Regions from separate parts of the Homo sapiens genome. Here all the other regions are linked to region 1. A link is a loop called in an ENCODE intact Hi-C map of the cell type or tissue named here. Cell type or tissue: gastrocnemius medialis. All regions are shown on one strand.

Region 1 (8,000 bases):
ACGAGCACAAATAGATGCCTTTGCCTCAAATCTGTTTGCTGCCACTTAGAGTTTGTTGCTCTTGTTTTTCCTTTTCCTTCTTTTCTTTTTTTCCTCCAGAACGGCACATACAGAGTCAGGCTGGTCCTTGGGAATAAGTAAGCATTCAGCTCAGAATCTTTTTTCAAGCAAGAACTTTCCACTGGCCCCTCCTCAGAGGATCCTCCTTACTATCCGGCAAACCCCTCTAGGCATGAGGAGATTTCCTGCCTATTTTTTTTGCCAGAATCCTGGTTGTCATTCATTCCAGTATTTAGGTATTTATTAACTGCTTGCGAGCTACTTAGACTCTAACTTATTTGTGTCTATGAGGATTATTGAGTGTATTTTTAGTTCCTGTCTTCACTGAGCTTGCATTCTAAATAGAGGGAGGCATTAGAACTGCATGTGGTAATACATGTGCAATATTCTTGTCCAACTACCATATTTGAGATAGTGCCTGTGTATAGAAAGAGAAGTAGTAAAGGTTCTGGGGATAGTTTCCTAGAGGTTTGAGCATTTTGATTTTCTCTAAAACTTATTCTCCCTAGGTTTTCTGCTTAGATCTAAGGTTTTAAGTTGTCTAAGCGGTATTAAGTTAGGCTCTTTAGCTGGGAGCCTCAGTAATGTCTGATAGAATTCATTGTGACCCTTTCCCTTAATTAATACCAATGAATTTTTTTTCAAATTAAGTTTCATTGTTATTTATAACTCTCTGAGCATTAAGGCAAATATATAGGATAATAAGAATAAAATAACTGCACAAGAATATGAGGAAACTGTGAATCAGCAAATATTGCAAAGCAATAGAATCACAGTTCTCATTTTTTATGCATCAAGCATTTATTGAACACCTAGTATGTCAGGCTGTATTCTAGCCTTTGGACCTCTGTTGGGTCACTCCAGGTTTCAACTCAGCTAGTAAGGACTGTCCTCTTAACAGAACTTTGCCAATAGCCAGTTAAGCCCGCTTGTCAACCTTGCCACGTCCTTGTGGGCTTCAGTGAAATTAGGCAATCAGGCAAGACCTATTCCAACAGAATACCAGTAGAATGTCCTTCAAATGCAATACAATAAGTTCAAATAATTTTCTCTGCCTTATTTTACTGACTATATGCCTTGTTTTACATCTAATTTTACAAGATTATATGTCTTGTTTACTTACAATGGCACTGTCATTACCATTGCTGAAAAAAATAAAGGAAGTAAAAGACCTAATTATTGACCTTGAGAGGTTTGTGTCTCAGTGGGTGATATATACATAGTAAGAACAACCACCTCTGAGTGCCAGTTCTGCCCAAGGGTTTAATTGAAGGCATGGTTGGAGCTCATCATACTCCATGACAACTATTCAGGGAATGACATTGTTATCAGTAGTGTGAAAGTCTCTTAAGAGCCTAAATAAATGGTCCTCAAAAGGCAGTGTCCAAAAAGATTACCCAAGAATCTCATTAAAATGCTGATGCCTGGGGCCCCAAACTGAGTGATTCTGTTCACTGAGAAGTGAGTGGTATGTGGTGGGGGTTAGGAATAAACCTTTAAGAAGCACTTCCAGTGATTTTGACACAGGTACTCTGCACTCTACACTTTAAGAAACTATGAGACCCTCCCCTAACTTTAGGGCCCTTAAGAAACTATGAGACCCGCCCATAACCTTAAGGCACTTTGGATAAGGAAGATGACAAATGGAAGAATAAAATTACAGAGCCATTTCTGCCTCCTAGATCTTTCACTTAAGACCAAGTGGACTTCACTATTGGATGTTAAAGTACTCCTAAGGCTCATGAGTTCCTCCTTGTGGTCTCATCTCTGTAATTCCATCTGAAAAGTGGTTGGCCATATACCTGCCTTATTATATCTGGTCCGTTAAAAAAAACCACTGGAGGTCTTCAGCTATTGATATTGCCTTTGACTTCCATGGTCCTTTCCAAGGTAAGGCCCTGAGCTGAGAATGGTTCAGAGATCAGTTATCGCCATATAAGGAGGGAGACAGGCTAAAAGCTCCTTTTAAATGTTTGGAACAAAGTGTGAAGCTTTGCAGCCTCCGTGTGTTTATGATGTAAGCAACAGTGAGTAGCACAAAGAACTTAGAGGAGACTCGGTGATTCATTCAGGAAGAAATAGCTTGCACCTGTGAGAATGCTGAAGGCGCCACTTGGCATTATTGGGGTGCTGCCTCAGCTGGAAGGCAGGCTCTGCCCCCATACGAACCAACAGCTTGTAGCTCTTAAGTGGCCCTGGGCCTCTCTCACTGTTATGTTTTGCTTTTGGAATGAAAGCAAACTTGTGACTCACTTGAGAGCTGAGGGGAGGTATGTGCTTAGTAGCATTCAGTCTTGGCAGGAGGGCAGCCACCGCAGAGATGGGATGCAATCTAATAAGAACATGTGTTCTTACAGTATGCCTCATGGCCAGGCCACTTTATCTTCAGTAATCCCAATCTATGTCCCAGAATCACATTATTTGGCCATAGACCAGACCCCGTGTATTCTTGGCTTGAGGAATAATGAAACGTGATCTCAAGACAAGATAGGATCATGAGCTGAAGAGACACTGATGAATTTTTCTCCCCAGCAGCACAACATTAAATGTAACATTGCATCAGGAAAATGTATTTAACATGCCAGTAGGGAAGACCAAACATTGCCTTCTGTACATGAAATTCTGCCTCGATAGCTTATGTTTACTGACAGGAACAAATTGATGTTAGGGATAAAAGAACATCAGAAAACAAAAGCTTCAGTTGTAGGCGGAATAGCCCTAAGTGTATTGCTGTTATTACAGTAGTCATTCGTCTTGGAGAAGGCATTGGATGCTATTGTACATGTCATCCAAAGAGCCATTTATCAAGAAAAGCTCTTAAGGGTACAATAATGTTAAAATTCAAAACTCTTTGTGTTTAGAGAATATGGTGAAAGGGACGAGGCAATGTCTGGAGCTCAGTATGGTCTTTCTGGTCCTGCTTTGAGCAAGCCCAGTGCAGTGGGCCAGTCTCTGGGATCTAGGAAGGGTCACTCAGAGGGCAGCCTTCAAGAAGGCTCTGGGGCCGGGCGCGGTGGCTCACGCCCGTAATTCCAGCACTTTGAGAGGCCGAGGCAGGTGGATCATGAGGTCAGGAGATTGAGACCATCCTGGCTAACACGGTGAAACCCGGTCTCTACTAAAAATACAAAAAAAAAATTAGTTGGGCGTGGTGGCGGGCCCCTGTGGTCCCAGCTACTTGGGAGGCTGAGGCAGGAGAATGGCATGAACCCGGGAGGCGGAGCTTGTGGTGAGCAGAGATCCAGCCACTGCACTCCAGCCTGGGTGACAGAGTGAGACTCTGTCTCAAAAAGAAAAAAAAAAAAAAAAAAAAAAGAAGGCTCTGGGCAGGTCAGGCTGAATCCCTGTGGCCACTGAGGATCAGAAAGCAACTGGTGTTGGTTCCACTAGTGGGGAAAAGAATCAGTTGCTTGGATGGAAAGCCTGACTCCTCACTTTCTTGCTGTAAAATCATGCATGTGTCACGTAATCTCTTAAGACAACGATAGTTCTTTTCCAAGTCCATCCTCCCATGGACTATGGTCAATATTTTGGCCTACACTGCAAGGAACCCTTTTCAAAATATAAACTATCCTTAAGTTCAGTGTTTGCACTGATATTTATATATTAATAAATTGGGCAAGTAAAAGTCATGGCTGCACAGAATAGAAAATAGTACAGAGTGGCAGGGCATGGTGTGTGGGTGGGAAGAAATCTTGTTGACTTCATGTGAATACAACTAGGAGGGTCCCAGCAGAGGCATTTTATTACCTTGATGGAATACAGTTTAAAAAATACCTCCAAAGTTAAATTTCAAAAAAGGAAAAAAGTGTATATTTTATTTTTAGGTTTTGGTTCTGTATCTACAGAGAATTAGTTTTCTTTTTTGAAATGGAAAACAGCAATGGAATTTATTTTTTTCACTAAATGACCAGTAAACTGTGACAAATTTCATTTGCTCCGTGGTGAATAGAGTTCTAGAAAAGGTAGAAATAGTCGAACACTGCCACCTGCTGTCACTCTTCACACATGTGCTGGTAGGACTTGGATTTTATTTGGCCTCTTTCACACAGGAAAAGATCTATGGTAGTGGCTCTCAATGTTCTTGCGTTTTTTGTTTTTTTTTTTTAATTTTACTGTAAGTTCTGGGATACATGTGTAGAACGTGCAAGTTTGTTACATAGGTATACATGTGCCATAGTGGTTTGCTGCACCTATCAACCTGTCATCTAGGTTTTAAGTCCCACATGCATTAGGTATTTGTCCTAATGCTCTCCCTCCCCTTGCTCCCACCCGCTGAAAGGCCCTGGTGTGTGATGTTCCCCTCCCTGTGTCCATGTGTTCTCATTGTTCAACTCCCACTTATGAGTGAGAACATGTGGTATTTGGTTTACTGTTCCTGTGTTAGTTTGCTGAGAATGGTGGCTTCCAGCTTCATCCATGTCCCTGCAAAGGACATGAACTCATTCTTTTCATGGCTGCATAGTATTCCATGGTGTATATTTGCCACATTTTCTTCATCCAGTCTATCACTGATGGGCATTTGGGTTGGTTGCAAGTCTTTGCTAATGTAAATAGTGCTGCAATAAACATAAGTGTACATGTGTCTTTATAGTAGAATGATTTATAATCCTTTGGGTATATACTCAGTAATGGGATTGCTGGGCCAAATGGTATTTCTGGTTCTACATCCTTGAGGAATCACTACACTGTCTTCCACAATGGTTGAACTAATTTACACTCCCACCAACAGAGTAAAAATGTTCCTATTTCTCCACATCCTCTCCAGCATCTGTTGTTTCCCGGATTTTTATTGATCGTCATTCTAACTGGCGTGAGATGGTATCTCATTGTGGTTTTGATTTGCATTTCTCTAATGACCAGTGATGATGAGCTTTTTTCATGTTTGTTGACCACATAAATGTCTTCTTTTGAGAAGTGTCTGTTCATATCCTTTGCCCAGTTTTTGATGGGGTTGTTTGCTTGTTTATTGTAAATTTGTTTAAGTTCTCTGTAGATTCTGGATATTAGCCCTTTGTCAGATGGATAGATTGCAAAAATTTTCTCCCATTCTGTAGGTTGCCTGTTCACTCTGATGATAGTTTCTTTTGCTGTGCAGAAGCTCTTTAGTTTAACTAGATCCCATTTCTAAATTTTGGCTTTTGTTGCAATTGCTTTTTCAACTGGCTTCAGAATCAACTGGAGGGCTGTGAAAATACAGATTTCAGGGCTCCACCTTCAGGGCTTCTTACTTGATAGGTTTGAAAAGGGACTCCAAAACTTGTATTTCCTTTTTCCTTTTCTTTTCTTTTCTTTCTTTTTTTTTTTTTTTTTTTTTTTTTTTGAGATGGAGTCTCATTCCAGCCCAGGCTGGAGTGCAGTGGTGCCATCTCAGCCCACTGCAGCCTCTGCCTCCCCTTGTTCAAGTGATTCTCGTGCCTCAGCCTCCCAGGTAGCTGGGATTACAGGCGCCTGACACCACACCCGGCTAATTTTTATATTTTTAGTAGAGACGGGTTGCACCATGTTGGCCAGGCTGATCTCAAACTCCTGGCCTTAAGTGATCCACCTGCCTTGGCCTCTGAAAGTGCTGGGATTACAAGCGCTAAACTTGCATTTCTAACAAGTTCCCAGATACTCTTCCTGTTGCTGGTGCAGACACTGGTCTATATTTAAATGCCAGGGATGCCCTTGGTTGCTGGTGTATAGATCTCTTGACAAAAGAATTCAGCATTTGTAGCTCTATGAAGATTTACATTTCATTGCTTATTCTAACTTATCCTGTACCTCACATAGGAACAGTAAGTCAGGTGTAAAAGCCAAATACAAAAAGAATTGATCAGAAGTGCAATCAATCAGGCACTCGGGTTACTGTGCTTGAGGCTGAATAGTTATCACAGAGGAGCATGGGATGTATTAGGCTACAGGAGATTGTTTATATAAAGAAATAGTTTGGCCCGGAATGTGAAAGACCTGTCCATATATAAAAGAACTGCTTTCAAACAGAATGGATAGTACTAGTCTTTGAAGGTCTGGGCAGAGTCCCAATTTTCCTGCCTTTCTTTCATATGCCACATGTTAATTTGTCTTCAGGACTCATTGACTCTGAAAAGCAGATGGCCAGAAGTGTGAAATTTTGGTGGTATTAAGTCCTATCATTTTTGTCATCACCTGTGTTTTCAGTGAAACTGGAGTCTTCATTGATTAAATAACTCACAATCCAAAGCTGTACTTTTAAACTTTGGACATGTATAAGAAGAGATGAGATGTGCTTCAGCATCAAACTTTTTTATTGTAATAAGACACATATCATTAAATTCACCATTTTAACCATTTTTAAGTGTAAGTTCAGTGATGTTACATATATTCACATTATTGTGCAACGGGGCTCTAGAACTTTTTCATCGTGTGAAACAAATTCTACACACATGAAACACTAATGCCCCTCCCCATCCACCTAGCCTCTGGCAACTACATTTCTAATTTCTGTCTCTATGATTTTGACTACAGTGCTATAAATAGTTCATATGAATGGAATCATACAGTAGTTGCCCTTCTGTGACTGGCTTATTCACTTAGCATAATGTCCTTGAGGTTCATCTATGTCGTAACGTGTGACATGATTTCCTTCTTTTTTAAGGCTGCATAATATTCCATTGTGTGTGTGTGTGTGTGTGTGTGTGTGTGTGTGTGTATCACATTTTTATTATGCATTCATATATCAATGGCTGCTTGGGTTGCTTGTACCTCATGGCTGTTGTGAATAATGCTGCAATAAACATGAGTGTGCAATAAACATGAGCGTGCAAATAGCTCTTTAAGATCATGCTTTAAATTTGTTTGGATACATACCCATGAGGGTGATTGCTGGATCATATGGCAATTTAATTTTAAATTTAAATTTTTAAAATTAAATTTTAAAATTTAAATTTTAAGGAAGATTTATACTGCTTTCTATAGCAACGGCACCATTTTACATTCCCATGATGGTGCAACAAAAAGTTCCAATTTCTCCTCATCCTTGCCAGCATGCTATTTTCCTGTTCTTTTGATAGTGGCCATGCTAATGAGTGTGAGGTGATATCTCATAGTGGTTTTGATTTGCATTTCTCTAATAATTACTGATGGTGAGTGTATTAGGGTTCCCTAGAGGGACAGAAATAATAGGAGATATATATATATAAAGGGAAGTTTATTAAGTATTAACACATGATCACAAGGCCCCACAATAGGCTGTCTGCAAGCTGAGGAGCAAGGAGAGCCAAACGGAGTCCCAAAACTGAAGAACGTGGAGTCCGATGTTTGAGGGCAGGAAGCATCCAGCATGGGAGAAAGATGTAGGCATATTTGGCCATTTCTCCTTCTATGCAAAGTGCACTACCAGGTGCACTTCTTGAAGTTCTGCCCACTGGGAAGATTTCCCTTCACTGCTGTCCTTCAGGGATGTCCTAGAAAGGGGCTGTATTGCTGCAGCTGTCCACTTTTGGGTGGTGCCTACATATTGTGCAGAACCATCTGTGAACCAGGCCCTACTCTTCTCTTCCTCTGTCAACTGATCATAGGGAACTCTCCATGAGGTCATCGGTGCAGGTTGGGGAAGAGAAGGCAGGGTGGAAGGAGTGGAGACCATGAGCATTTGAGGCATTTCCTCGTGTAACTTACTTGTGCCTTCAGGACCTGCTCGAGCCGGATCGCCTATATACCACTTCCATTTGATGAAGGAATACCGCTGTGCACAACCCACATAATGGCTAGACGGGTCAGAAAGCATCCAGCTTATGATAGGCAGTTCAGGTCACATGGTGACTTGATGACCCATAGTCAAATGTTCCGTTTCCACCAAAGCCCTGGTAACAGACGAAGAGCTGTCTTTCAAAAGGAAAGTAGTTATCAGCAGAAGACGGCAGGGCCTTGGTCCAAAATCCTAGAGGCCTCCTCTGTAATTCACCTATGGGGACCTG
Region 2 (8,000 bases), 730 kb before region 1:
TATACCAAGGTTTTTCTTTGCGTCTTAAACCTTGATTGAGAATCTCCGAGTAGGGTCTCCCGTACTGGTTGGTTTGGTAGTTATAGCTAAAGCTGGTTGACCTTAGCATGGTAGTGACATTGAGTACCCTCATGGAAAGCAAGGAGCTCTGAGAGATTTTTTCTGAAGTGTGTATAACCTGGAACTGTGTGTTAACATTGAAATTGTCAACCTCATGTACTCTGGCTTTTCTGAGGAAAGTTCACTTTGAATTCTAGTTTCCTTGTATGACCAATCTATGTAGACATTTTTGAGTGCCTGTTGCATATTTTTTGGTGGAGATGGGGTTTCACCACATTGTCCAGGCTCAGATTTTTTTGTTTTGTTTTGGTGTTTCCATGTCCACTGTCATCTCAGCTGCAAAACACCAAAGTCAGAAGGAATGTTAATCTCCCAAGTTTTTTTGTTGTTTTTGTTTTGTTTTTTGAGACAGTCTTCACTCTGTCACCCAGGCTGGAGTGCAGTGGCACGATTTCAACTCATTGCAACCTCTGCCTCCAGAGTAGCTGGGATTACAGGCGCATGCCACCATGCCCAGCTAATTTTTGTATTTTTAGCAGAGATGGGGTTTCACCATGTTGGCCAGGCTGGTCTGGAGCTCCTGACCTCAGGTGTTGGATTGGCCTCCCAAAGTGCTGGGATTACAGGAATGAGCCACTGTACCTGGCCCCAAATCTAACCTTGAACTCTGCATCTTCCCTTACTGTTGCTCTGTGTTTGCTCCAAGTCATTAAAATGTCTCCATCCTCAGACTTTGTCGGTTTTCTGGCTGTTGTCCTCCAGCAGCTTCTGGTCAAATGCAGTGGCTCAATCACAGCCTTTTCCTGACCTCCAGGATTTTAAGTACTGTTGTGTTAGCATTTTGACCTTTACCACATTTCAGTTCTTTCTCTTATTCTGCCTGTGCTTTCAATTGTAATAGTTTCCAGAGTTCAGGTGAGCATGTTTGCTTCTCTGCAGCCTTCCTGAGACATTCTCCCACTCCCACAGCTTCCCCTGATTCCCAAGTCTATTTTGTTTTCTTTGATCAACTCTAAGCTGTACCAGACAATTTCCCAAGGAAGACCCACTTGCTCTTCAAATTTTGCGTGCCTTGAAGTGAACTTTACCATCACTAACATGTTTTTGTTAGAGGAAAAGAAAGCTGACTGTGTGGTATGCACCATACTGCATTCATTATCACTTGTTACTGCGTACCACTTTCCCAAGCCAAAGGCCTTGGCATCCTCAACTCCTACCTGCGCTGTATAGGTCTTACTACTGTCAGTCTCATCCAGATGATTTTCAAGACATGAGTCACTCCACTCCAGTTACTCATCCAGACTTCTGAGTTACAGTTATTGAAAAGTGATCATGTCCATCTCTTCATAACTTTGGTTTGTTCTGTTTGAAGTACCTCTACTTTTCTCCATCTAGATATCTCCTACTCATTCTTCAAAACTCAGTGCAAATGTAATGTCGGCTTCAGAGTGTGATTTGCCTGTGTAGCTTATATGGAATTCACTGGGGAGCCCACTGAAGCAAAAGTGCCAGGACAGAAGCAGATGTCTTCATTGTTTTATGGGGGAAAATTGTTTTATGACATTGGTTGCTGTGTGTGCTCAGAATCTTGTTGAGGACATCCCTCATGAACCCAAAAGGAGAGCTGTTTGAGCCTAGCACTTGATGTTTTCTTGCACCCATGGACAATGAGACTTGTGACTGCCTGTTTTCTTTGGCTGTAAGAGCCTCCAAATGAAAGACTCAATTTTCTTTCTGTTCTTTATTCTTTTTTTTTTTTTTTTTTTGCCTCATTGTGATTTTATTAGCGTATTCTATGTATTTCTGATAAACCACTTTAAATGCTTTAAAAAATGAATGAGAGGCCAAGCGCGATGGCTCACCCCTTAATCCCAGCACTTTGGGAGGCCAAGGCGGGCGGCTCACGAGATCAGGGAGTTTGAGACCAGCCTGGCCAACAGGGTGAAACCCTGTCTCTACTAAATACAAAAAATAGCTGGGTGTGGTGGTGGGTGCCTGTAATCCCAGCTACTCGGGAGGCTGAGGCAGGAGAATCATTTGAACCCCGGGACGTGGAGGTTGCAGTGAGACAAGATCGCGCCATTGCACTCCAGCCTGGGAGACAGGGCAAGACTCCATCTCAAAAAAAAAAAAAAACATCTAAAGAGAAATTGTAAAAAGGCTGTATTAGACTGCTGTTATAAACAAGTACTGTCAGTCTTTAACTGGATTGTTGAGGCAACAGAAGCATTACATAGACAGCTTATAAACCGTAGGAAAGTGTGGAAACATCTGCTAGGCTTACTGAGGACTAGCCCTTAATGGAGTTTGAATTTCTTTTTTTAAATGAGTTCGTTATTTAAAGAGTTGTGCTCAAGGACTATGTTAATCACAAGTACTCCTGAGAGCCACTGAGAGAGAAGAGACTATGTAGTCAAGGAATAAGGTCAGTAGCCATCACCACTCCAGGAAAAGGATGGGACAGGCTGATGGCAGAGAAGGGTACAGCATTGTCCTCCCAGCCAGGCATTTTCAGAAAGGTCAATCCATGTGCTAGAAGAACAACTTCAGCAGTAAGTCCTAGCAAAAGAGATGGCGTGGTTAAGGAGGTGACCTGGGGAGAGGCCACCAGACTCACTCAGGGCACCAGTCTGACTCACTGCTGGTGGCTTGGGATATAGAAGTATCGACACATCAGAATGTTCAGAAGGATTGGGACCAAGCCGATCCCAGGCAAAAATAAATCATGAGTTCCTTTTTGAAAACATGTTTTGACACTTCAAATATAACAGTACATCTCAATTCAAATTGCTTTATCATAAGTGAGATGTTTCAGCCAGCTCTTTTCCCAGAGTTTACAGATCATAATCTTAGTGTGTTGATAAGTTGTATTCAAATCTGGCTTTTGCTTGGGAAGGCTTACAAATACTGGGGAGGAGGATGAATCTTCCTCCTAAGGATTCTTCACCTATGTTGATGGGCAGTTTTCTAAGCTCTTCCCTACTTTGTGTAAAACATTCCTCAGAGTATTTTTTCTCCCCTTTTCCTCCTCCTCTTTCTTCCTTTCTTTTTTTTTTTTTTTGCTAAATGTTCAGTGACGGTCTTCATCACCACACTTTTAATTTGGCTTCCACAGTACCTTAGTTTTTGGAAGGAAATGTGCCAGAGAAGAGACAGAAGTGTCTTTTTGTTGTATTTTTCCATCTCTTTTGAGTTCGTTTTTTAAATATGAATTAACCAAACTGAGTGACAAAGATTGTGAAGATAGAAACCCTGGTGATCCTCCTGAGACCCTACCAATCAGTGAGGTTCTATTTGCCTTTCACTTTTTGATGATAAAGGGAGAGAAAAAAATTTTTGGTTTTTTTTTTGGTTTGTTTTTTGTTTTTTTTGAGACAGTCTCGCTGTGTCACCCAGGCTGGATTGCAGTGGCACAATCTCGGCTCACTGCAGCCTCCGCCTCCCGGGTTCAAGTGATTCTGCCTCAGCTTCCCAAGTAACTGGGACTACAGGCATGCGCCACCATGCCTGGCTAATTTTTGTATTTTTAGTAGAGACGGGGTTTCACCATATTGGCCAGGCTGGTCTCAAACTCCTGACCTCGTGATCCGCCTGCCTCGGCCTCCCAAAGTGCTGAGATTACAGGTGTGAGCCACTGTACCCAGCCAGGGAGAGAAAAAATCGTAAAGCATCAATTCAGAATGTTTTAGTTTAGAAAACCTTTATTAGGCCAATTTCAAATAAAAGAATAGGCATAGCTGTAAGTATATTCATCACAGAGCTACAATACTTTGTGTTGATGGAGAATTGAATAAAATATATGTTTACTTAATGGGATATTAGGGTGCCACTGAAATAGTATAGAAGGGCATTTGTTAATATACATGTTTTGAAAAGTAGTTGAACGTACAATAGGATAGCATTTTCTAGAAAAAGAAAAGGAGGAAATACTAAAATAATATAGAATATAAAGGGGCCGAGAGTGGTGGCTCATGCCTGTAATCCTAGCACTTTGGGAGGCCAAGGTGGGCGCGGATCACCTGAGGTCAGGAGTTCAAGACCAGCCTGGCCAACATGGTGAAACCCCATCTCTACCAAAAATACAAAAATTAGCTAGGCATGGTGGCAGGCGCCTGTAATCCCAGCTACTCGGGAGGCTGAGGTGGGAGAATCTCTTGAACCCAGGAGGCAGAGGTTGCAGTGAGCCAAGATCGCACATTGCGCTCCAGCCTGGGCAACAGAGGGAGACTCAGTCTCAAAAAAAAAAAAAAAAAAAAAAAAAAAAAAAAAAAAAAAAGAATATAAAGGTACATGCTGGCAGAGAAGACAGGTTGGAAGGGTATACATCAAGGTGTTAATGTTTCTAGGAAGGTTTTCCATTTGCTTGTTTTCTTTTTCCTCTAATCAACATGTATTGCTTTTGAAGTAAAATATTTATTTTTATTTTTTAAAGGAAAGTTTACTTGGAAGAAACCCAAGCAGGCACTGAGAAAGAAGGCCAAATGCCAATAAAACATTTTAAATTAAATGAAATAAAGATACAGTACATTCTTGGGGTTAATTTTGAGTGCCATTAATAATCTTTTTAAAAATTTATGTTTTGTGAATCAAGTGAGTTTATATACTTGTCTGTACTTTAAGTTGTAAAAACAAAACTGCTTAAAACGAATGAATTCATGCCTAGCCAGCAGAGGGCAGTAAGAAACTGATGCCAGCTGAGGGACAGGTCAGTGAAAAACAGGAAGACAAGGTAAGAAGCAGGGACTATAGCAGGTTCACCCTAGGAAAAGATTCTTATCGCATTCTGTGAAGATTTTGAGAATTCTGTTTGTAGGAATAGAGATTATAGGATATTGTTGAGCTTAGTTTACTATTTCTGGTTGCATTTATTTGCTTTTTACAAACTGTTATCCATCATTTGGATTGAGTTTAATGAAAGCTTCCAATAATAATAACAATACCAAATTAGCCTTGCTCTTAGACCATTTACATTTAAACTTTTTAAATACTAAAGGACATTGGCATTAATTTTCTAACTCACATAACATTATTTCAATTAGTTGTAATTTTAAGTAGTTAAGTAGTTCAAGTTTTTTTTTTTTTTTTTTTTTTTTTTTTTTTTTGAGACAGAGTATCGCTTTGTTGCCCAGGCTGGAGTACTGTGGTGCGATCTCGGCTCACTGCAAGCTCCGCCTCGCGGGTTCACGCCATTCTCCTGCCTCAGTCTCCCGAGTAGCTGGGACTACAGGCGCCCGCCACCACGCCCGGCTAATTTTTTTTGTATTTTTAGTAGAGACGGGGTTTCACCGTGTTAGCCAGGATGGTCGCGATCTCCTGACCTCATGATCTGCCTGCCTCGGCCTCCCAAAGTGCTGGGATTACAGCCGTGAGCCACTGCGCCCGGCCAGTTTAAGTTTTATAAATGATATCAATTAGAATTCTGTAACCACCAGTGGACACTGGCTGTTTTTTATCTTTCTTCCAAGGTTACTAATTTTGCTCAATTGCAATATATATGTGTGAAATACAAATAAATTATAAAAATTTAAACCGTTGATTTTCAATGTTTTCTCCACCATACTGAGAATATGCCTAGAACTACCCGAAGAACAAGTTTCCAGAGAAAGCCTATTCTGGAAAATGGGCATAATTTGGAGATGATCAAGGCAAGGGGTATACTTTGGAGATTAAATTCTCCACACCATAGCTCCATGGAAGCATCATCTATGTTCTGAGCCTTTATCTCCCGTGCCTAGGACAGTGCGTGGTGTAGTAGGAACTCAGATATTTCAATTGTTTGTTTGTGGGCTTTCTTTTCAGTCTTAAACTCCTCAGCCTTTTTTCACCCTCTATTTTTTAAGGTTCCTTTTCCTCTGGCAACGAAAGTAAGTCTCTAGGTTGGGCTGCTTTGAGTCGAGTGTGGAGCCAAGCTGTCTCAACTTCCTTTCTCTCCAGCTCCACTCTAGGGAGCAGGGCATAGAAACATATCCTATCACAATATGGAGTACATGGCTCTAAGAAGCTGAAAAAATACGTTTAAAGGCCATTGTGAGACCTGGGAACAGTAAAAAGCATGTGAATTCAGAGAAACTATTTTTACATTGCAATAAGTTCTTTTTTGAAGCTTATTTATCGAGACATATGCCAACAGCACGGAATTATATGAGTGATGTGAATTAAACCTTACACAAATGTAGTATTTGTCTTTTTATTTTTCCTTCTCTCAACTACCCCCAACTAAAATTTACAAATGGATATAAAAATCCTGTTTGTACTTGGTTGGCTCGTTAGAGAAATACCGAGTCAAAGGTCTGTGATATTTCACAGTGCTGCCCCCAGGTGAAAAGAAGCAAAATGCACATTAAAAAAAAATAAATATGAGATCCATAAGGGGAAAATAAAATATTAGCATATAAAATGCTACAAATTAAAAAGCCTGCCTTCTCCTGTAGATTTGAAGCTGGATAAACTTGATGGATTCTAGGAGTCAGCAGATGTTTTGCTAAATGGGTACATGTTGTGTCTTGCAGGGAGGTACTTAGCCCCACGAGGGTCGTAACGTGATGCAGCTATGCCACTCTTTCAGGAGGAAATACACATATAATTTAAGAAGAAATTAAAACCTTTTCTACATTTCCCCACAAGCTTCATTTTGAAATAAAATTATCCTTTTCAAAATATTATATTCCAAATTTCTATCATGTGAAGACTCTAGAAAAGTTTACTCTAAAATAATGAAAATGATAACATAATGTGAACGATGCTAAAGTGCAAAAGCAGAATTCAGAGTTGTATGTGAAGAGGAAATGATATACAATAAATCTGTTAGATTTTTTAGTAGCATCATCAAGGCATAAAAGGCGGACTTGTCATATTAACTTTGTTGTTGCCTAGTGTTGTCTCGTGAAGTGAGTCTCATTCAAAGTATTTTGGGTTGCACTGCTGCCTTCTGGAAATGCTCGGTATAGAATACAGGACAGATGAAGTTTAACAGTCACTTTGGTTTGACACTACTGTGTTGGGTTGCAGTAAAAATAAAACCGATAAGAAGTGAGCTGGTCTTCAAATAAACTTCTATATTGCAGTAAAACTGCGAAGGTGTTTCTCCTGTCATAGCAATGGGCAACAACACGACCTTTTGTGAGTCAGAAACCTGCCTGGCCAATGAATCCAATACATCCCAGTACGGGACACTTTTAAAGTCCGTGTTCAAAGTTTATTTGCAGCAAATGGAGGTAATGCTTTAAAAGCAGAAGTATTAGGCTGGGTGCAGTGGCTCATGCCTGTAATCCCAGCACTTTGGGAGGCTGAGGCGGTGGGCAGATCACCTGAGGTCAGGAGTTCAAGACCAGCCTGGCCAGCATGATTAAACCCTGTGTCTACTAAAAATACAAAAATTAGCCAGGCACGGTGGCACATGCCTGTATCCCAGCTATTCAGGAGGCTGAGGTGGGAGGATCACTTGAACCTGACAGGCAGAGGTTGCACTGCAGCCTGGGTGACAGAATGAGACTCCATCTCCAAAAAAAAAAAAAAAAAAAAGCTGTATTTCTTGCTGGTGTTGGGGAGGAGGCAGTGGGAAAAAGAGACAGAGAAAGTGAGGGAGGGATGGAGAGGGAGGGAGACAGAGGGAGAGAAAAATGTTCAGGTCACTATAAATTAGTACAGAGGATTCTTGTTATTTTTTTTGCCCCACGCTGGTGATTTTCTCAAGTTAAAAAATGAAAACAAAATGCCAGCATTCACTTTTTATTTTGGAAATTCAGCTTGATGCAATCGTTAGTTGAAAATAAATATAAATAGGCCGGGTGCGGTGGCTCATGCCTGTAATCCTAGCACTTTGGGAGGCTGAAGCGGATGGATCACGAGGTCAAGAGATCGAGACCATCTTGGCCAACATGGTGAAACCCCATCTTTAATAAAAAGACAAAAATTAGCTAGGCGTGGTGGCGGGTGCCTGT
Region 3 (8,000 bases), 490 kb before region 1:
CTTTGCTCTCACTGAGTATCCGTTGGAAGAATTTTGATCTGTCTTTTCTAGAGAGGAATAATTTGCTTTTATTCTCAATTTAGAAATGTATAGATGGTGCTTACTGTATGTAAGGCACGATTTTAAGCACTTCATAAATCTGAATGTATTTAATCCCCATAACCCTATGAGGTAGGTACACGTATTTACAGATGAGAAAACCAGGGTACAGAGAAGCTGAGTAAATTTCCCCACAGCTTAACAGGTGGTAGGTAGAGGAGTAGGGCATTGATCCCATTCAGTCTGACACCAGAATCTTTGTCCTACTTTCTCTAGAATAGCATTGTGCAATACAAACATAATGTGGGCTATATATGTAATTTCAAATTTCCTATTAGCCACACTAAAAAAGCAAGAAATAAAATTTAATTTAAATAATATCTCACATTTGATGCAACAGTTAAAGTGAAATGTTGTACAAGGTTGACCCTTGAACAACATGCGCTTGAACTGCACAAGTTCACTTATACCTGGATTTTATTCCTCTTCTGCACTCTTGAGAGAGCAAAACCAGCCCCTACTCTTCCTCCTTCTCTTCCTCAGCCTACCTAACGTGAAGATGACAAGGATGAAGACCTATATGGTCATTTCCGCTTACTGAATAGTAAACATATTTCTTTTCTTTGTGATTTTCTTAGTACATTTTCTCTTCTCTAGCTTACTTTACTGTAGGAGCACAGTATATAATGCATATAATATACACAATATGTGCTAATTGACAGTTTATACTATAAGCAAGGCTTCCAGTCAATAGCAGTCTATTAGTAGTTAAGTATTTGGGGAGTCAGAAGCTCTATTTGGAGTTTTGACTGCTTGGGCTGTCGGTGTCCCTAACTCTCATGTTGTTTAAGGGTCAAGTGTACTTGCCAAATCAATATAGATGTGTTGAACAGAAATGTTTTACATGATGTCAGTTTTAAATTTTAAATTAATTAAAGTAAAATAAACTTAGTTCCACAGCTGCACTACCCACATCTTAAGCAGTCAGCAGCCTCCTATGTCTGATGGCTACCATATTGAATACTACAGCTTTGGAGAGTAAACTTTCCATAGAGGTATATTCCTTGGAAATAATTCCAGAGAATAAAATTGAGGAGAATTTAGCACATGAAATTGTGTTCTCCCTGTTACTCCAGGCACATTTTCATGGCAGAAGGAAAAATAACATTGGCTTTCAACTTCTAACTTACCACAGGGCCACACACCATTGGGTGAGCAAAAGAGTATCCTCTGACGGGACTTTCTGTTGAGTTTGTGTTCTTCAAGGGGCCATTTTCAACAGTGTTCAGACTCTGGCTCATCCGAGGGGACCTGTGTGCCTATCCAGAAGAAACATCACCACCAACAACCACAAGTGGAGGGAGAGAGGGACGGAGGGAGGGAGAGAGACGTTTGGATACATTCCCATCACTCACACATTAACAAGCTCTTTTTTTAAAAAAAAATTACACCTTACCGTGATTTTGTGTTTCCTTTTTAGATATAAATGTAACCAATAGCACTAAATATATCTGGAAGTTAGGGATGTTGAATCACAAATGAGGGACTAGGTTGACAGAGGACAGAGAAAAGAGCTGTTTTGTTGTTTTCTTTTGATCATTAAGAATCCAAAAATAAATCAAGAGAAAGCATAATGACTGGATAAAGAAAATGTGGTGTATATATACTGTCAAGCACCACATAAGGACATTTCAGCCAACAATGGACCACATATATGACTGTGGTCCTATAAGATTATAATGTAGTAGAAAAATTCCTACCACCTCATGATGTCATAACCATCATAACTTCTTCATAGAGGACTGGGTTAGCCAAGTGTCTGTGGTGATGCTGGTGTGGCAGTAACATGCTGTATAGGTCTGTGGCCCGGGAGCAATAGGCCAGCTATTTCATAGAGCTTAGGTGTGTCACAGGCTCTACAACCTAGGTCTGTGTAATTTCACTTAATGATGTTCACACAATGATGAAATCACCTAAAGGTGCATTTCTCAGTCGTATTCCCATCCCTAAGCAATGCATGACACTGTGTGTGTGTGTGTGTGTGTCTGTGTGTGCTTATAATGAAATATTCTTCAGCCTTAAAAAAGAAAAAAGAAAATTCTGCCATCTACAAAAACATGGATGAATGCAGAGGGCATTATGCTAAGTTAAATAAGCCAACACAGACAAATAAATGAATGCTCCTGTTTATGTGCAGAAGCAGAGTAGAATGGTGGTAGTCAGGGGCTGGAGGATGGGGAAACAGGGAGAAAAAGGGACAAGTTTTAGTTATGCAGGATGAATAAGTTCTGGAATCTAATGTACAGCATGGTGACTATAGTTAATAACACTGAATCATGTACTTAAAATTTGCTAAGAGAGTTGATCTGAAGTGTTTTCACCACACACAAAAAATCATAACTATGTGAGGTGATTGGTGATTGGATATGTACATTAGTTTGACTTTGACAATCATTTCACAGTGAATACCTATGTCAAATCACCACATTGTACAGCTTAAATAAATACAGCTTTGGCAAGTATACTCAAAAAAGATTGAAAATTACAAAAAACATTCTATATTAAATGTGGCAAATATGCATGCACTTTTTATTTATTCTATGAGCCTAGTACAAATTTAATTTTGCTAGCAATATTAAAGTCAATTAAGCTATGTTTTATTTACAATGGTGATAACTTTTTCACTCAAATCATTTACTATTAAAAGAAAAACAATTTTTATTATTGCATGAAACAAATATTTTTAAAAATTGATGTCAATGTTACCAATTATAATTCTTCTTTTCCATTTTTTTGTTGTTAATGAGGAAAAATATATTTAAATTTAAAAATATGTAAAAATTTAAAGTTCAATTTTTGGCTGAGTGGAAAATCCTATGGGATAAAATGGAAAGAGAAAGAGCCTCGGGGTCAGCAGACCTGGATTTTAATCCGGATTCTGTCACTTAAAAACAGTTTCTTTCTAAACTTGAATACTTTAATCTTTGTGAATTTCCAGTTTTCTGCCCTGTAGACTGGGGACAATAACACATATTTTGTAAGGCAGTAAAAAAGAGTAAATGAGAAAAAATATGGAAAATGCTTAGTTTAATATGCATAATGCTTGGCATATTAGAACACTAACTAAATGTTAATTTCTTTTCCATAGTTACATGAGCATTCTTTCATATCAATAGATCTTAATTCATCCAATGTCTCAGAATTTTTATTAGAAAAAATACTATTAAAAATTGTTTGATAATATTTTCAATCCTTAAAACTTCTGATAATTTGGCTTAATTATGTTCTTTTTTCATTAGAAGTTTCTAAATTATGTCTAATTTAATGATTGCAGTGATCAAAATTGACTCAAATGAGAAATCATTCAGGTTCTGAATTTCTAGAGGAAGAAAAGACAAAGTGGACAAAAAAAGGAAGAACGAATAAAATCTTGAACAATAGTATAGTAATTATACTGGTAGTAATTGAATAAAAAGTTATCTTCTGGATTAAACACTTAAGAGGATTTTTCCTTTACAGCCAATCCGTAGTGATGGGAGATCCACTGAAGTCATCTCATGATGTGTGTTGTCGGGCTATTTAAAGGCTGCTGTTTCACTTCCAAACTTCACTCCCTTCTGACGTCTTCAGTGCTGTTCACTTGGCAACCTTGGCTACTCTTCAGCAGATAATTTGTACTCTACATAAGCATTTAGAAGAACCCAGAGTTAAACCAAGGATAAGAGTCATCGGTAACATTTATAGTTACTGAACTCCTCACTATGTGTCACAAAGTGGGTCAGAGGGTGCATCTTTCAGGAGAAAAAGAACATTCTTTTAGTGCTATTTCTACTTCCACATTGATACGACAATGATTCCTACAGCTAAATTAAGGTTTGACCTCATGTGTCAAATGATTTTTGTTTAGTCAATAGATTTTTTTCTAAATGTTATCCTCTCCAAAAAAATCAGAAATTTAGCATTTAAGTTATGCATGATCACAAGTACATATATATATACACACACATATATATATGCAAGAACAGCCTTTTCTTGACAATAATTCAATGCGAGAAAAATTTAGATAAATGTATTGAATGTACAAAAGTGTAATAAAACCCCCTTTAGTTTAATAGATAAAAGAGCATTGTGGGGAGTTTTTTCTTTGCAGGGTTGGAGTATGTGCTCTGCTCATGGAAACCAGCTGTCATGCCACTTCCCAGCACTCGGAGGGAACAGAAACTTGTTTCTTCTCTACTGTTAAAGCAAAAGGGTGTGCCCAAGGCAAAGATTAGAGTGGCTGTGGATCTGCAGGTGGTTTTACGTATTTGCGGTGAGGTCAAAGAAACATCTTTTTTTGCACTTCTTCTTTTCTCCAAATTGGGCATTGCCTGAAATGGACGCATTCAGCAGCACTGTGGGATGAGATATGTACAAGGCATCATTTCCCTCTAAGGCAAATACCTTCACTGCTGGCAAACCTTCAGAATTTGCAAGCTCAGCCAGCACCTTTGACCCGGCCACACAGCTGACAGCACAGTTGGCAGTTGGTAGCTTCCATTTATCCTAGGTCAGCTCCCGAGGCATCGGCATAAAATGAAATAAAGATTTGAGCAGTCACTTCAGAAATGAAAATGGGAATGCCCAATAGTTTGCTTCAGTTTGCTCAGGCTGAGAACCATTTATTAAGCTGGTAAAATGGGAAAGTCATACATGAGAGTACCTGCTCAGGAGAAAGAAATAGATTGATCAGACACATTATCTAAAGATCCAGAAGAGAAATCCACTGATTTCTAACAGTCAACCCACTGATGGCTTGAGATGTAGTTGAGACTACCACACATTTCAGTAGGCAGATATTGTCACCTTCATATCCTCAGTGCCTAGCACTGTGCCTGGTAGTTTGTGCTTAGTCAGTGAATGTTTGCGCAATTAATGAGTAAAGCCCATATGTGTATATGTTTATAATAATTATTTTTTCTAGTTCATGTAACTAACGAATGAAATTCCCAAGTCATTGTTCTATGAGGAACAGGATGAGAAATAAGGAACTAATATTTTTCTTCCTACTGTATGCTAGACATACCAAATTTGCATAGTGAGAAATGGTCAAAACAAGATTGAAAGGTAGGTATGTTTCATGCTAAAGTCCATGGGTTTTTCACTTTACCTAAAACTTAAATGTCATCAGTTGCAAAGCATTTGGAGGAAACACTGTGTATAAGGAGATATTCATCAAGAATTCTATTTTAAATTATGATTATCTTTCTATATGACAGAAAAATACCACTTAAAATATAATGGATTGAAAAGATTCTTTTGAAGAGATACAAAATATACAAAAATATATACTAATTTGGAATAAACTTAGTAAGACATATGCAGAAACTAATGAAAACAAAGCTCTAAAGCTTTACTCAAAAATATATAAAACAATAAATGGAGAGATATATTTTGTTCTCTCCATTTATTATAATAATATATAGATGGGAATATATAATATATATAGATGGGTTATATAGAAGGGAATATATGATAATATATAGATGGAAATTTTCAACACTGTATAGTTGTCGCTTCTTCCCCATATTAATGTATACATTTAATGAAATTTTAACCCAATATGCACAAAAATAACTCTTCTTTGAAATTTGACCACTAGTTCTAGAATTTATTTGGAAAAATAAATGGAGGAAACTAGGCAAGATTGTTTTTAAAAGAAAAACAATAAGACCTACTTGCATTATCAGATATTAAAATAAATTATAAATCACATTACTTAGAGCAGTGTGGCACTGGCATTAGAATTTACAGCAGATCATTGGAAGCATAAATAAATTGGATAGATGATAAATACGTTAATAAATGATATGTGTAAAATGAATGTGATAAAGATGAGATTTCAAATTAGTGATGAAGTAACGGATTATCCAAGTAATGGTAATCAGATCTTTGGTTTAAAAATGCAAAAAAGGAGTTAGACGGCTGTTATATTAAAAAATTTTATTCAGGTGGTTTATAGAATGAAATATAATAGCTTAAAGACAAATGTCTTGCTGATCTTGGAGTGGAGTGTAGAGAAAATAAAAGAAAATATTGATAGATTTGGGTTGAAACATAAATAAAACCAAAAAGCAAATTACAAACTGTAAAAAATAGGATCAACATATTGCAGAAAGATTGTTAATATCTTCAGATTATAAACCATTTTAAACGAAAAGAATGAACATCACAGCATAAAAAGAGAGATATGAACAGGCAAGTCACTAGATGTATATGACCAATAAACTTGTACATAATTTTAAACATTCCTTAGTCATCAAAGACATGCTAATTAAAACAAGACATCATTCCTTGCCAAATCCATGGACCAGGGGATATCTTTCTTGCATTTGCAGTCTTGTTATAGATCTTGCCTCCCCTGCTGCTGTTGCCCTGGGTTGGGTTGGACAGAATTGTCTTCCACCAGTATTTGTTGGGCATCATTTTCTCCCACCTGAGCTGAAGCACTGAGGACCTCCCTCCAGATACCAAATACCTCCTCATTGCTCTTTGGATAAAATGGAGATATGGTTTATTTCCTTTCTGTGATACCTCCTCTTAGGGAAATACCTGCATCATCTTCTTTATTTCCCAGGGACTTATTAAGTTTTATTGGAATAGCTTTTCCTGGATTCCCCAGCCTTCTGTTGGACCAACATATGATCTTAATAAAGAACTGGCCAGAGAGCCCACTTCTAGCACTGGACCCCATGTGGCACTGAGACTGGAATAGCAGCTCCCTTCCAATAACTAAGTCTTTCTAGGGGTCAGGCTTATTTTGTTGGGGATTTCCTCTCAGGCTTCCTGCAATAGCAAAATCCCAAAGACTCCAGACATATTCACCCCTCTCTGATTTGCCCTTAGAGTTGAAGTGAGACAATCTCTCTCTCTCTTTTTTTTTTTTTTTTTGGTATCATATGCCCATGAAAGGGAGTTGATTTTTTTTCTTGTATATGTTTTAAAATTTCTCTAAATCTCTATCATGAACTGGCCTTACTTCTGTAATTTTAAAATGCTATTTTAAGAGTAAATATGTGTACTGAAAAATACAAATTTTATTTCGTGAGTTCCTAGCCCAGGGATGTTGACTCCTTAGCAAGACCTTTTTCCTGAGCTAAAGATCAAGATCTATATTTTACCTTATCCCAGGCAGGATAAGCAACATTTACAGATATTTTAAATTGAATAAATGGAAGTTGAAGTTAAGCCCTTAGTTCATTTTTAGATTTCTCTAGTTTTGTTAAGTCATCTGATTTTTTTTTTTTTTTTTTTTTGCTTTTAACGTATAGCTCAGTCTGTTAAATAGAAACTCACATCTTGACCCTGGCATTTAATAAATTCCTTTGAAGGTTGCTTTCAAAATAAAATAGAATATTTCCCATATTTGCTACAATTATACCTCCCACAAAACATGCAAAGGATATGTGAGAAAATGTTTCTAATTTACATAGTGTCTCCTAAAAGTTGGTTTGAACTTGGAAAAGAGCTAAAACTATAAATATTTTAAGGGTGTTTATGGGCAACTACTAATTTGTTCAAAGCTTACATTTCATATATTTAAACCCTATTATAATGACAAAGTTCTTGACATACACTGTGATATTTATGCTTTTAGATAGTTTACATACTTTATTTAAACAATTCTCATTTATTTACTCCATAAAGTTTGATTTTAAATTGTCTAGGAACAAAGATTATGGACTTTTTTGTTCTTTAAGCATTTCTTCCTGGTGATTATCTAAGTATTTAGTATATACAAGTTACTAAACGAATCAGCCAACATATTTATTGCCCACTTATTATGTGAAATATTCAATAATAGGAATTGAAGGTCATTTAAGAGAAAAAAAGTGTAGTGCATTATACTTGTCCCCAGTCTTGAGGAAACAATCTATGTATACATAGAAAAGAGTAACTATGGGGCAGCACCTAGTGACAAA

Evidence for each region. A loop is a pair of places that touch in the nucleus more often than their neighbours do. Peaks named below come from ENCODE experiments on the same cell type or tissue, not always from the same donor. Only the 100,000 strongest peaks of a DNase experiment are listed, where the experiment ranks them.
Region 2: it touches region 1 in a loop (8-fold over the local background); 61 of 110 quality-filtered maps call a loop at or near these places.
Region 3: it touches region 1 in a loop (4-fold over the local background); 2 of 110 quality-filtered maps call a loop at or near these places.

What each region holds. Positions count from the first base shown.
Region 1 is chr6:133,549,821-133,557,820 of GRCh38, forward strand. The region is part of intron 5 of TARID (TCF21 antisense RNA inducing promoter demethylation); the gene reads right to left. Among named protein-coding and RNA genes, the nearest start is that of EYA4-AS2, 97 kb to the left of the region's middle. In gastrocnemius medialis, a CTCF peak has its summit at 4,053 (motif pointing left); DNase peaks (open chromatin) are centred at 2,158 and 2,361; H3K27ac peaks cover 3,719 bases.
Region 2 is chr6:132,818,425-132,826,424 of GRCh38, forward strand. No RefSeq gene overlaps it. Among named protein-coding and RNA genes, the nearest start is that of SNORA33, 5.2 kb to the left of the region's middle. RefSeq lists enhancers at 1,075-1,124, 2,394-2,463. In gastrocnemius medialis, a CTCF peak has its summit at 4,717 (motif pointing right); DNase peaks (open chromatin) are centred at 547 and 4,750; H3K27ac peaks cover 2,138 bases.
Region 3 is chr6:133,058,608-133,066,607 of GRCh38, forward strand. No RefSeq gene overlaps it. Among named protein-coding and RNA genes, the nearest start is that of LINC00326, 25 kb to the right of the region's middle. In gastrocnemius medialis, no CTCF peak of the experiment used is centred here; a DNase peak (open chromatin) is centred at 3,654; H3K4me3 peaks cover 1,103 bases; H3K27ac peaks cover 2,210 bases.